Linked DNA regions of Homo sapiens: region 1 is linked to region 2. A link is a contact called in ENCODE POLR2A ChIA-PET data. All regions are on one chromosome and are shown on one strand. The core of a region is the stretch at or near the end of the contact, and the rest is flanking DNA. Distances in the headings are between cores, read along the strand shown. Region 1 overlaps LOC105376035 (a long non-coding RNA gene). Region 2 overlaps TLN1 (talin 1).

Region 1 (7,261 bases), core at 3,493-5,992, 1.7 Mb before region 2:
CCTGGTGAACTGGGACAGAGTAAGAGAGACACAATTTTCACCCTTTGGGAATTTGCATCTTGTGCATTTATTATCTACCCTCAAAATAAAGAAAACATTCATTTAAAAATAGCACTTGGCCAGGCGCGGTGGCTCACGCCTGTAATCCCAGCACTTTGGGAGGCTGAGGCGGGTGGATCACCTGAGCTTAGGAGTTCGAGACCAGCCTGGCCAACATGGTAAAGCCCCGTCTCTACTAAAAATACAAAAAAATTAGCCAGGCTTGGTGGCAGGTGCCCATAATCCAAACTACTCAGGAGGCTGAGGCAGGAAATTGCTTGAACCCAGGGGGTGGAGGTTGCAGTGAGCCAAGATCACGCCACTTTACTCCAGCCTGGGCGACAGAGCGAGACTCTGTCTCAAAAGAAAACAAAAGACAAACAAACAAAAAAACTCCGTCTCAAAAATAAATAAATAAAATAAAATAAATAAAAATAGCATTTGGCCAGGTTTGGTGGCTGATTCCTGTAATCCCAGCACTTTGGGAGGCTAAAGCTGGAGGACTGCTTGAGGTCAGGAGTTCAAGACCAGCATGGGCAATATAGGGAGGCTCCCCCACCCTGTCTTTACAGAAAAATTTAAAAGTTAGCTGGTTGTGGTGGCTGAGTCCCGGAAGGCGGAGGCCGGAGTATCACTTCAGCCCAGGAGTTCAAGGTTACAGTAAGCTATGATTGCACCCCTGCACTCCAGCCTGGGCAACAGAGTAAGACTCTGTCTCAATAATAATAATAGTAATAGTCTCTAAAACACTTCTTTTCTTGCTGTCATTTTGAATCCTTGCACACTAAATATCAATTCCCCTGCCTTAGCTGTGGCCTTGCCCCTTCATCGCTCAGGTGTCTCCCAGGCTGCGCTTCTACGCTGATGACTCTGGAGTGAGCAGCTCCAGCCCCCATCACCCAGCTTCAGAGCCATAAGCCGCCTCTCTCCTGCCTCCTCCACCTGAGCATCCTCAGGTATCTGGAACTCAACACCTGCCAAACCCAATTCATCCACCTTCTCCCCAATACCTCACCTGACACCTGCGCTCCTCCCACATATCCATCAAAGGGACAGCCACCCCAAGCCAATACCTAGAAGTCACCCCTCACTCATGTATTTCACCCCTCCCACTCCACAGGCTTGTATTGTGGTTGAGAGCTTGGGTCTGGAGCCAGGGTGCTGGGTGTGAATCCAAGCTCGGCCTCTTGGTAATGGTGTGACTTAAGCAAATGACTTCATCTTTCTTGCCTGCAGCTTCCTGTCTGTAGACTGGGGAGAGCAACATATGCACCCCACAGATACTGAAACATGGAAACGTTAGTGAGTGACCATGTCCAGTGCTCAGGGCAGTGTCTGGAACTAACTAAGAGCTCCCGAAATGCCAGCTACTTATTATGATGACTGGTTTTACCCAATGAAGCCCAGGTCAGGCCTCCTCTGCTTAGCAGATCCCTCTTCCTGTGCCCTCAGCTGGCTCTGTTCCTACCACCCAGTAGCACTTATTGAGCCCCAGCTGTGTGCATTGCTTTGGGGGAGGGGACCCATTAACCTTCCGTGTCCCCTCCTGGCCCTGGTGGACAGGTTTCTCCCATGCCCAATGCCCTTGTTTGTACTTGTGTGTAGGAGGAGCTGGGCTCAGGATTAACAGAGAACACTCACTGGTTAACAGAGGCCGAAGGGCCTGGCCTGGGGACAGAAAAACACCTCTTTTTGTCAATGTTTGATGTGTTTCAGAAATGTTCCCTGGCCTGGGAACACAGATAATGGCCTGAGGGTAAGACACTTATTAATGTGTTACTTAAGAGAGGGAGGTAGCAGGGTGGAGCTGTGGCCGGGATCCAGGTGGCCCAGGGACTTGCTGTGTGATCTTCAGCGGGTGATGTCACCTCTCTGTGAATATCATACCAGTTCCCTCATTTGGGCCCTCATGGGGCAGAATGTATTCAGATCAAATCAGTGGAGAAGAGGTCACTCTGTTGTCCACTGGGCCTCCCAGGCCTAGGAGCAGGTAACTGAACAGCCCTGGAACAGAAGTGAGGCCCCCGGAACCGAGGGGCAGGCCTGGGCCCCTCCGCTTGTCCTAAGCTGGCTTCGGCTTCTGTGTCTCTGACCAACGGCCATCCCAGGGCACCAGGGTTGGTTTCCTTGAATGGATTTGTATTTGTGAAGTACCCATATATGTGTGTTGTGCTGTTGTAAGCACTACATATATCCTCTCAACAAGCCAGGAGGCAGGTGCTATTATTATCCCCATGTTACAGATGAGGAAATGGAGGCGCACAGAAGTTTTTAATAATGTCTTGTTAGTGGTAGAGTGGAGTTTAAACCCACTGGCTCCAGAGCCTGGGCCCCTCACTTCTCTCCCCCATAGCTTCAGTGCCTGATGAATGTCTAGCATGGCCCAGGGCCCATGCAAATGCTGCCTTGTGTGACAATCGCAGTAACCCTCAAGGGTAAGTGTTATACCCATTGTGTGGCTGAAGAAACTGAAGCTTAGGAAGATGATCTAACCTCACCAAGGTCAAACAGCTTGTAAGCGGGGGAGCCAGGATGCAGACGACCTGCAAACCCTGGGGCTGCCGTGACCTCACATGGTCCCATGCACTTCCTCCAGCCAGTCAGCAGGTGACCCAGGCCTGGGTGGCTCATAATATTGGGCGTTTCATACAGGGAACTACACCAAGTATTGAAGAGGTCATTTCTGGATTGAGACTGCCCCTGTCCAGGCTCCTGAGAGTACACACATCAGACCAGTCTCAGAGACCAGTCCGTGTGACCAAAGGCGCTTGCCTGGAACAGTGTGGCCAACGTGGAACAGACCTAGCATGGATGGTCAGGACACCCAGGCCCTGGGAATGGGAGTGGTCCCTGACCGCATCCCCCAGCCCATTCTGACAGCCCGTCCACATGGACACAGACACCTTAACACACTCAAAAAGGACTCTCCTCAGGATGACCTTCACTCCCACCCCCAAACCCTAAGATATACCTGCCAGTCCCCCAGCCTCTGGGGCAGTGGGTGTCATCCTTGGCCGCGTCACCCTCCAAACAAATCTCAGGGCTGGATGGCATTATCATCTCTTCTGGTTCCAGGGTTGACTGGGCTCAGCCAGTGTTTCTCGTTCGGGCTCTTTTGTGCAGTTGTAGCTGTAGTCAGATAGGAGTTGGCCTGGAGTCATCCGAAGACCTCCTCACCCATACATCTGGTCATTGATGCTGGCTGTCAGCTGAGCCCCTGGCTGTGCTGTTGGCCTGAACACCTACACATGACCTCTCAGTGTGTCCTGGACTTCCTCACAGCCTGGAACCTGGGTTTCAACCCTGGGCCAACCCAAGAGACAGAAAAAGTGGGGGCTTTCAGTCTCTTCAGGCCTGAGCCTGTGGAAACAGGACCCTGAGCGTGTAGAGAAAGCAGGGCTCCCATGATGCCTTGAACAAGATACTGCCCCCCTCCCCCGGGGCCCTGATTCTTCATTCATAAAGTGTGAGGAAGATGTACTAGAGCAGGGACTAGCCAACTTTTTCTTCAAAGGGCCAGGGAGTCAATATTTTAACACTGTGGCCCATACTGTCTTTGTTGCTGCTCCTTAACGTCACCATTCTGGTACAAGAGCAGCCACAGCCAATACATAAACAAAGGGTGCAGCCGGCTTCCAATAAAACTTTATGCATGGCCATTAAAATTTGAATTCGCATGTCTTTTATTTATCACAAAATACTCTCTAGATTTTTTTTTTCTGAGCAGGACCCATTCTTAGCATGGGATTCATACGAAAATAGGTGGCCAGATTTGGCTTGTGTGTGTCATTGGTCCCTAAGCCTCTGGACTTGGGCAGAGCTTCTCGCTTTAACTTGAAAAGGAATTACCTGGGGATCTTGTTAAAATGCAGATTCTGATTCAGTGCATTCGGCAGAGGCCAGAGAACCTGCATTTCCTTTGAGTTCCCGGGTGATGCTGCTGCTGGTGGTGCTGCTGCTGGTCCGCAGAGCGCACTTTGAGAATCATCCAGCTCAGCCACTCTCTCAGGTTCAAAGTGTGGCTCTGCACTGAAAGAATGCTCAGTCAGAAGCCTGGACACACTCAAGGGCCTGGAATTTTTTTTTTTCCTTTCCTTTCCTTTTCTTTCCTTTCTTTCTTTTTTCTTTTCTTTTCTTTTTTTTTTTTTTTTTTTTTTTGACAGGGGTCTCACTCTGTCACCCAGGCTGGAGTGCTGTGGTGAAATCTCAGCTCACTGCAACCTCTGCCTCTCAGTCTCAAGGGATCCTCCCACCTCAGCCTCCCAAATAGCTGGGATTACCAGCGCACGCAACCACACCTGGCTAATTTCTGTATTTTTTGTAGAGACGGGGTTTCACCATGTTGGCCAGGCTGGTCTCGAACTCCTGGCCTCAAGTGATCCTGGGCCAGCATTTTCTGTGTAACCTTCATCTCTGTCCCATGTTTTTCCTGCTTTATTTATTTCCTTGTTTTTTGTGTCTCCCGCCAGTCCAGCCTCCCCCAGCTAGAACACAAGCTCCTTGAGAGTCGGGCCTTGTTGCTGGGTTGCCCCACAGTCTGGCACCATGCAGGTGCTCAGTCAATATTCGTTAAATAAACGAATGAGTGATGCAGGCGGTGCCTGGTTGGCCTCCCTTATCGCCCATCCCCACGGGGACTTCGTCATTCTTTCACCACCTAGTGGGCACTTTTGTGTACTGCGAGGTGGGGGAGAAAAATGTCCATGTTTGAGCCTGATCCAGGCCGAAAGTAGAGAGATGTGGGCAGAGAGATGCCCCTTCTGGTGCCCCTGTATCCGTGTTTTTGTCTGCTTGCACAGAGCTCCTCGGAGAGCCTTCCTGGAGAAGGCAGCATTTGAGCTGAGCAATGAAGACAATATGCTTTGGAATGGTAGGAATGCGAGAGGGAGAAAAGGCATTTCTGGCAGAACAAACGGTGAGCAAAGGCCTGGAGGCTGGAGCGCGTCGGCATCGCCAAAGGGAGGAGAAGCAGCAGCAGCTGAGATGGGCAGTGGAAGGTGAGGTTAGATCAGGGTGTAAGGAGGCGGAGAGCGGCCCCAACGGAAGGGAACTTGCGCTGAGAGTGAGTGATCCGTGCCAGGCACTCCACACACAAGAGTTTGTTTAATCCCCACAAAGGCCAGTGAAGTTGATTTTAGGAACCCCAAGTTACAGACGAAGAAACTGAGGCTCAGGTCAGTGGAGGGACTTGCCCACGGTCACACAGCTGGTAAGGAGCAGAACTGGGTTTGAATAGAGATCATCTGACTGACTGTCTCCTCTCTGAGGGGGCCCTGCCTCTGGTCTGTGCTTGGTGAGGGGTGGGGCAGGGCACATGCTGGAAGCCCATTATACAGATATGGAAACTGAAGCCCAGATGGGGCGAACATTTTCCGATGACGCGCAGCAGGCAAGGCGCAGTGTGGCTTTCACCCCGGCCCTGCCTGGGCTTTTGTCTGACTGCTGGAAGCTGATGCTCTCGTACAAGAGACATGAGCAGCTGGCCACAGAGGGTAGCAGAGAGCCCAGTCGGGACCCCTTGGCCAGCCCAGACCCCTGGGAAATGTGCTCAGGCTTCAGCTCCCAGTGAGGTGTGGCCCTGGGGGGCAGGGTAACAGCTCATCAGCAGACCTGGGTTGCCCCCAGACTCAGCCTGCTGCAGCCTTGCACCCCACACAGAAAGCCACTTGCCCCTTTCTCAGCCCCTCAGTCTGCTCTTCTGGGGAGCAGAGGGCCCCAGCCTGGAAGATTCAGAGGGGCAAGAGAGCCACCGCTACTCAGACAGGATCGGGCTTCAAACTATGTGGTGTTCACCCCACAACAAGCCTTCAAGTGGGCACTGTTAGGATTCTCACTTTCAAGTCAAGATAACTGCGGCTCAGAGAGCCTCAAGTCCTTCTGCCTGAAGGACCTGCCCAAGGTCACCACGCTTGAGCTGGACTCAAATCCAGGTGAAGGTAACTGCTGTGGTTTGAACGTCCTCTCCAAAATGCCTGTTGAAATTTAATTGTGGCTGGGCATGGTGGCACATGCCTGTAATCTCAGCTACTCAGGAGGCCGAGGCAGGAGAATCGCTTGAACCCAGGAGGCAGAGGTTGTGGTGAGCCGAAATGGTGCCACTGCACTCCAGGCTGGGTGATAAGAATGAAACTCCATCTCAAAAAATAAAAATAAAATAAAATAAAATTTAATTGCTATTGTGACAGTGTTGAGAAATGGGTCCTTTAGGGGTGATTGGGTCATGAGGTGCTCTGCCCTCATGAAGAGATTAATGCAGTTATTGTAAGAGTGGATTACTTATGGCAGGAGTGAGCTTCTGATAAAAGGATAAGTTTGGCCCCATTTCTCTCTCTGTCTTGTGTGCATGCTGGCCATGTGATGCCTTGTGCCACAGGATGACTCTCTCCAGATGCTGGCACTATTTTTCTAGACTTCCCATCCTCCAGAACCATGAGCCAAATAAAGTTATTTTCTGTATAAGTTACCCAGTCTGCGGTATTCTGTGATAGCAGCGGAAAATAGATTAAGACAGTAACACTGAGGCATGTGACCACAACCCTCATGGCTGCCCTGTCCTGACCTGCCAGCCAACCCCAGTGGCTCCTTCAGCTACATCTGCTTATTCATCCATAGCCTCAAGGCATCATGGTTGCAGGCCTCTGGCTTTGTGCTAATGTGGCCCCCACATACATACCCCACTTCTCCCTCGGACCCTCTCCTTTAACCTTCCCAGCTTCAAGCCTGGGAGCGACACAGGGCAAGGACAGGGTAGGGTCCAAGCCTTTTCATGGTTCCAGTGCCCAACATGGGTCCCCACAGGGTGAACACTCTATAGACATATTCTGTGTAAGTGAGTACATCCCTGTAAATGGGGATACCATTCCCAGTTTTTAAGTAGGAAAGCTGAGAGTTAACAGGGGACAGTGCCCTGCCTGGGTCACCAGCAAGTTCGAGGCAGAGCAGTGCCCTGTCCAGGCTTCTTGCCATCCAGCCTCAGGTTTCCTCCCTGGGGCGATGCAGCCTAACGAAACTCCCTCAGCAGCTGGCATTACCTGAAGTCCTGCCCGTGAATCAGAAAGCTAGCACCCTGGGCTGCTTTTCTGCCAGGCATTGGCCAATCGCGCAGATGCCCAGCTGGCCCCTCTGGCACGCAAACACCCGGAATGTGCATTGGTTAGAGACCGCCAGGAGAAGATGACCGTGGTCAGATTTCTAGGGCTCCCTGGGAGGGAGTGCATTCTTT
Region 2 (6,675 bases), core at 2,799-5,298:
AGACCCAGAGGACCCCACAGTCATTGCTGAGAATGAGCTCCTGGGAGCTGCAGCCGCCATTGAGGCTGCAGCCAAAAAGCTAGAGCAGCTGAAGCCCCGGGCCAAACCCAAGGTCAGTCCTGCTCCCTTCCTCTTCCACCCTCACCATGGCAGTGTCCCCACCTTCATCTCTGACTTTACATCTCTTTCTGCAACCTTCGCTTATTGCAGGAGGCAGATGAGTCCTTGAACTTTGAGGAGCAGATACTAGAAGCTGCCAAGTCCATTGCAGCAGCCACCAGTGCACTGGTAAAGGCTGCGTCGGCTGCCCAGAGAGAACTAGTGGCCCAAGGGAAGGTGAGTGCTTAAATACCCAGAAGAATGGGGACAGGTTGGCACTTTGATGTCCACATCCACATCCATAGCCAGCGAGTCTTTGAAGTGAGGAAAATGCAGGTCTAAGTAGGCTCTTCTCCTTCCTACAGGTGGGTGCCATTCCAGCCAATGCACTGGACGATGGGCAGTGGTCCCAGGGCCTCATTTCTGCTGTAAGTGTGCAATACCACTAGGTCTCTCTCAGTTTGAGAGACTTGAGAAGGCTGGAGTGGGGATGGACCAGGGCAAGGGGCATATTTTTAAGCAAACTCTCCCTGCTTTAGGCCCGGATGGTGGCTGCGGCCACCAACAATCTGTGTGAGGCAGCCAATGCAGCTGTACAAGGCCATGCCAGCCAGGAGAAGCTCATCTCATCAGCCAAGCAGGTAGCTGCCTCCACAGCCCAGCTCCTTGTGGCCTGCAAGGTCAAGGCTGACCAGGACTCGGAGGCAATGAAACGACTTCAGGTGAGAACCCTGACCCATCCCATTGTCCCTTGGGCTATACTGCTTCAAACTGTCACTCCCGAGATGTATGTTTCTATGAGAGAATTGAGGTACTGTCTCAACTGGGACCGTACCTGAGTTCTCAACCTAGGCCACTTTCTCTCTGCCCAGGCTGCTGGCAACGCAGTGAAGCGAGCCTCAGATAATCTGGTGAAAGCAGCACAGAAGGCTGCAGCCTTTGAAGAGCAGGAGAATGAGACAGTGGTGGTGAAAGAGAAGATGGTTGGCGGCATTGCCCAGGTGAGCTTCACCCCAGATGCTGAGGGACGCTGTCAGGAGGGCAGTCATGTTGCCTGCGCTGGTCCCAACTACCCTATGCCCCTGCTGTGCATCCTCACTGAACTAAGTCCCCGATCTCCACCCTCAGATCATCGCAGCACAGGAAGAAATGCTTCGGAAGGAACGAGAGCTGGAAGAGGCGCGGAAGAAACTGGCCCAGATCCGGCAGCAGCAGTACAAGTTTCTGCCTTCAGAGCTTCGAGATGAGCACTAAAGAAGCCTCTTCTATTTAATGCAGACCCGGCCCAGAGACTGTGCGTGCCACTACCAAAGCCTTCTGGGCTGTCGGGGCCCAACCTGCCCAACCCCAGCACTCCCCAAAGTGCCTGCCAAACCCCAGGGCCTGGCCCCGCCCAGTCCCGCAGTACATCCCCTGTCCCCTCCCCAACCCCAAGTGCCTTCATGCCCTAGGGCCCCCCAAGTGCCTGCCCCTCCCCAGAGTATTAACGCTCCAAGAGTATTATTAACGCTGCTGTACCTCGATCTGAATCTGCCGGGGCCCCAGCCCACTCCACCCTGCCAGCAGCTTCCGGCCAGTCCCCACAGCCTCATCAGCTCTCTTCACCGTTTTTTGATACTATCTTCCCCCACCCCCAGCTACCCATAGGGGCTGCAGAGTTATAAGCCCCAAACAGGTCATGCTCCAATAAAAATGATTCTACCTACAACCTCTGCCTGGCTTCAAGGGAGATACAAGTTTTCTCCCAGGGCAGTAGGAGAGACAGTGGGGTTGAATTCTGTCACCCAGCTTGATCCAGCTTGAAATGGGAGAGGGGAAGACTGGCAGTCTGCACCTGAGGTCCCTTCCTCCTTGCACCCGGACCCTAAAGTTATCCAATGGGGAAGTTGTGCCTGAGAAGTCATACTCCTGTTATCCTCACCTCCCTGGCCAGCACCTAAGCCTCACAAAGTGTCGTTCTGCTGCTGCTGGGACAGCAGCTACCACAGTTCCTTGTGGCTACCAGGACATTCTGTTCTTCATAGCTACTCAGGGTATGTCAACAAATCCAGTCCTTGACCAAATTCAAATTTTCAAAAGAAGCTTTGCTAAAAATAATATGCCTGTAAGTGTCTGAGCCTAAGAGAACTATGGCCACAAAACTGATTGAAGCCATTAGCAAGCAGAAAAATCCCAACTTGAGGCTGCCTCGGGTAGGCACCGCTCTTGATTGGGTTGGGACACTCCTGCCTAGGGTAGCGCTAAAAGTGAAGAGCTTGACCCAGGTGTGAGAATTTATTGTTAGAGGGGGCAGAGCTCCCCTAGTGGCCAGGAAGGTGCTAGCAGCCCTGTTCCAGCCACCCTGCTTATCTGGTGGGTCAGTGGAAAGAGGCAGTCAGAGAGGTGGATGCTGTGTGCTTCCACGTCCCCATCCAGCCACTCTGTCCATAATGCATGGACTCTCTGACAGTCGTCTTAGGTTGGCAACTATTTTCATGCGTGATTCTTTAGTCAGCCCTACCGCCCAGTACATTATTTCCTCAAGTAGAACACAAACGCCACCCATCTGCTACTAACACCTTCTACTCCCACCACATTAGGGAAAGCTTGAAGTAGATGGAATGTAGCTGGTAACGGTGGTTCGAGCCTCTAATCCCAGCTACTTAAAAGGCTGAGGCAGGAGGACTGCTTGAGACCAGGAGTTCAAGGCTGCAGTGAGCTATGATGGTGCCACTGTGCACCAGCCTGGGTGACGGAGTGAGAGCCCTTCTCTAAGAAAGTAGATGGAACTCTAGGACAGCCCATTAGGGATGGTGCCAACCTCCTACCATCACTCCTATCACCTGTGATTCATTCATTCAATATTTACTAAGCCATGCTTGTGCTAAGCACTGGAAAATTGAGATGTATTATCACTTCTCTGACGCAGAGGACTGGCAACTCCAGTACATACTGTGGGGGCTCCCTAATCCCAGATTCAATGTCATAGTATCAGTTGAGGACCTTGGAGATCAAATCCCTTCTATAACCTCCCCGACAAGTGGCAGTCTAGACTTTGAACTCCAGCTAGGAGCCCAGGACAGCTGCTTACTCCTGTTACCATTTCCTTGTCATGTCCTCAGGAACTGGGACCAATCACATACTTCTCACTAGTGATACCTTGGGAGCCATCTGGGGAGAGGCTTTAAAACCTATTAAACCAGCAGCTCTTCAAATGTGGTCCTCAGACCCCTAGGGTTCCCTAAGACCTTTTCAGGGGTCCATAGGTCAAAATTATTTTCATAAAAATACCAAGACATTATTTTCCTTAGCTGGGGATGGTGGTGCACACCTGTAATTCCCAGCTACTTGGGAGGCTGAGGCACCAGAATTGCTTGAACCTGTGATGCGGAGGTTGCAGTGAGCCAAGATCACGCCACTGCACTCCAGCCTGGGCAACAGAGCAAGACTCAAAAAAAATGTCCTTGATGAAGTAAAAAAAAAAAATTTTTTTTTTTTTTTGAGACGGAGTCTCGGTCTGTAGCCCAGGCTGGAGTGTAGTGGCGTGATCTCGGCTCACTGCAACCTCCACCTCCTGTGTCCCGGTTCAAGCAATTCTCCTGCCTCAGCCTCCCGAGAAGCTGGGATTACAGGCACATGCCATCATGCCCAGCTAATTTTTGTATTTTTAGTAGAGACAGGGTTTCACCATGTTGGCCAGACTGGTCTTGAACTCCTGACCTCATGATCTGCCTGCCTCAGGCTCCCAAAGTGCTGGGATTACAGGCGTGAGCCACCACGCCCAGCCTAAATGTATTAATTTAATTAAACCTTAATCCTTAAGGAAAAGGCTTTTCAACATTCTGTCTGATAAAGTGGGAAGTATGCATAAGACATTTTGCATACCAAAGTATGATGGTTTTCTGGAGGAAATAACTTAGGCCATTCTTTGAGTTGTGAGCTGAACTAGCTGCTCTTTTATGGAATGCCACGTTTACTCAAAAGAATGGCCGACAAACTGTGGTTATCAGATTTAGGTAGCTGGCAGAACTTTTCTAAAAAGGAACAAAGTGAGTCTGTCACTTCAGGGAAAAATCTGACAGTGTTTGTTGCCAATGATATAATTCAAGCTTTCAAGTGAAAAATCGAATTTTGGAACACTTGTATTTGCTACATGAGCTTCACAGCTTCCCAAAATTTAAAACTTAAAGACTTTACTGTTCTCCAGTATAATACTATGAAGAAAAACAAAGACTTTACTGTTGAAACCTATTGTGATTTTTTTAAAATTTATTTATTTATTTATTTATTTATTTTTGAGACAGAGTCTCGCTCTGTTCCCCAGGCTGGAATGCAGTGGTGCAATCTCAGCTCACTGCAACTTCCACCTCCCAGGTTCAAGCAATTCTCCTGCCTCAGCCTCCTGAGTAGCTGGGACTACAGGCGCCCGCCACCACACCCAGCTAACTTTTTGTATTTTTAGTAGAGACAGGGTTTTGCCATGTTGCCCAGGCTGGTCTCGAACTCCTGAGCTCAGGCAATCCACCCACCTCGGCCTCCCAAAGTGCTGGGATTACAGGTATGAGCCACCGCACCTGGCCTGAAACCTATTGTGATTTTTAAAATAATGTATAATGAAACATTAATATTTGGAAGATTTGCATAGCTCAGTGAATCAATTATTTTCCATATGACGAATGCACGGTGTTACAAAATTATGCATGGGTAAAAGATCCAATCAGGTGCAGTTCAGAAAAACGGATTTTTTTTTTTTTTTTGAGACAGAGTCTTGCTCTGTCACCCAAGCTGGAGTGCAGTGGTGCAATCTCGGCTAACTGCAACCTTCGCCTCGCAGGTTCAAGTGATTCCCCTGCCTCAGCCTCCCGAGTGGCTGGGATTACAGGCGTGTGCCACCACCACACCTGACTAATTTTTGTAGTTTTAGTAGAGACGGGAGGGTTTCACCATGTTGGCCAGGCTGGTCTCGAACTCCTGACCTCAGGTGATCCACCCACCTTGGCGTCACAAAGTGCTGGGATTACAGGCGTGAGCCACCACACTTGGCCAAAACAACGGATTTTAGTTTAACAGTACAAAAAGGTCACTGATATGGTTTCACATTCTACATTGCAACTGCCCCTTAAGAAACTGCCAATTATCGGCCAGGCACAGTGGCTCAGGCCTGTAATTCCAGCACTTTGGGAGGCTGAGGCAGGAGGGTAGCTTGAGCCTAGGAGTTTGAGACCAACCTAGGCAACATAGTGGCACACCATCTCTATTTAAAAAAAAAAAAAAAAGGGCCGGGTATGATGGTGCACATGTGTAGTCCCAGCTACTGGAGGAGACTGAGGCGGAGAGAGCACTTGAGCCCAGAAGGTCAAGGCTGCAGTGAGCCAAGCCGTGATTGTGTCTCTGCACTACAGCCTGGGTGACAGAGCCAGACCTTGTCTCAAAAAAACATAAATATGCCAGGCCCGGCATGGTGGCTCACGCCTGTAATCCCAGCACTTTGGGAGGCCAAGGCAGGCAGATTATCTGAGTTCAGGAGTTCAAGACCAGCCTAGCTAACACAGTGAAACCCCGTCTCTACTAAAAATATAAAAAGTTATCTGGGCATGGTGGCGGGCGCCTATAGTTCCAGCTACTTGGGAGGCTGAGGCAGGAGAATGGCGTGAACCTGGGAGGCGGAGGTTGCAGTGAGCCGAGATTGTGCCACTGCACTCCAGCCTGGGCAACAGAGCGAGACTCCGTCTCAAAAAAACAAAACAAACAAACAAAAAATACAACAGTTAGCTGGGTGTGATGGCTTATGCCTGTAGTCCCAGCTACTCGGGAGGCTGAGGCGGGAGAATCACTTGAACCTGGGAGGCGGAGGTTGCAGTTAGCTGAGATCGCCCCACTGCACTCCAGCCTGGGTGACAGCGCGAGACTCTGTCTCAAAAAAATAAACAAATAATAATAATAATAAATAGGCCAGGCGTGGTGGTTCACGCCTGTAAGCCCAGCACTTTGGGAGGCCAAGGCAGGCGGATCACTTGAGGTCAGGAGTTCGAGACCAGCCTGGCCAACATGGTGAAACCCTGTCTCTACTGAAAATACAAAAATTAGTCAGGCATGGTGGTGCATGCCTGTAGTCCCAGCTACTCAGGAGGCTGAGACAGGAGAATTGCTTGAACCTGGGAAGCGGAGGTTGCAGTGAGCCAAGATCGCACCACCGCACTCCAGCCTGGGCAACAGAGCAAGACTGTTTCAAAATAAATAAATAAAATAATAAATAAATCTTTCCAACTGCATATCTGTTGTGAGACAGGATTTTCTTCATATGTCTCAGTAACCAACATATAGCAACAGATCAAATATGGAAGGAGATATTGATAATACAGCTGTCCCCTTGGAAGCCAGAGAGTAAAGAGATTCGTAAAAATGTAAAATAATTTCCATACTCTCATTAATTCGGGGAATGGGAATATAGTTATCTTTCATTTAGAACATTATGTTAACATGATTAATGTGTAATGAGTTTATTTTTGTTATTTTTAACGAATTGATACATATTTAAAATTTTTCTCAAGTTTCATTTTAATATGGCAACTATTGGTAGATATAACCCACTTCAAC

Evidence for each region. ChIA-PET counts read pairs that join two places held with the same protein, here RNA polymerase II (POLR2A).
Region 1: POLR2A ChIA-PET joins it to region 2 with 11 read pairs in activated CD4-positive, alpha-beta memory T cell. The contact joins two enhancer-like sites. POLR2A ChIA-PET finds 5 or more read pairs at or near these places in 3 of 52 experiments (B cell, Caco-2 and activated CD4-positive, alpha-beta memory T cell).

What each region holds. Positions count from the first base shown.
Region 1 is chr9:37,412,837-37,420,097 of GRCh38, reverse strand. It overlaps LOC105376035 (a long non-coding RNA gene), which reads right to left. Exons shown (of 4, transcript XR_007061479.1): 3 at 3,889-4,068; 4 at 590-3,342. Among named protein-coding and RNA genes, the nearest start is that of GRHPR, 6.2 kb to the left of the region's middle. RefSeq lists a silencer at 4,792-5,086 and an enhancer at 6,790-7,261. Within about 2 kb of position 4,742, at least 16 of the 41 ENCODE cell types and tissues checked have a DNase peak (open chromatin) inside an H3K27ac peak, as active enhancers do.
Region 2 is chr9:35,692,469-35,699,143 of GRCh38, reverse strand. TLN1 (talin 1) reads left to right here. Exons shown (of 57, transcript NM_006289.4): 52 at 1-112; 53 at 211-336; 54 at 465-527; 55 at 639-821; 56 at 972-1,100; 57 at 1,228-2,196. The coding sequence ends at 1,353. Among named protein-coding and RNA genes, the nearest start is that of TPM2, 5.9 kb to the right of the region's middle. Within about 2 kb of position 4,048, at least 20 of the 41 ENCODE cell types and tissues checked have a DNase peak (open chromatin) inside an H3K27ac peak, as active enhancers do.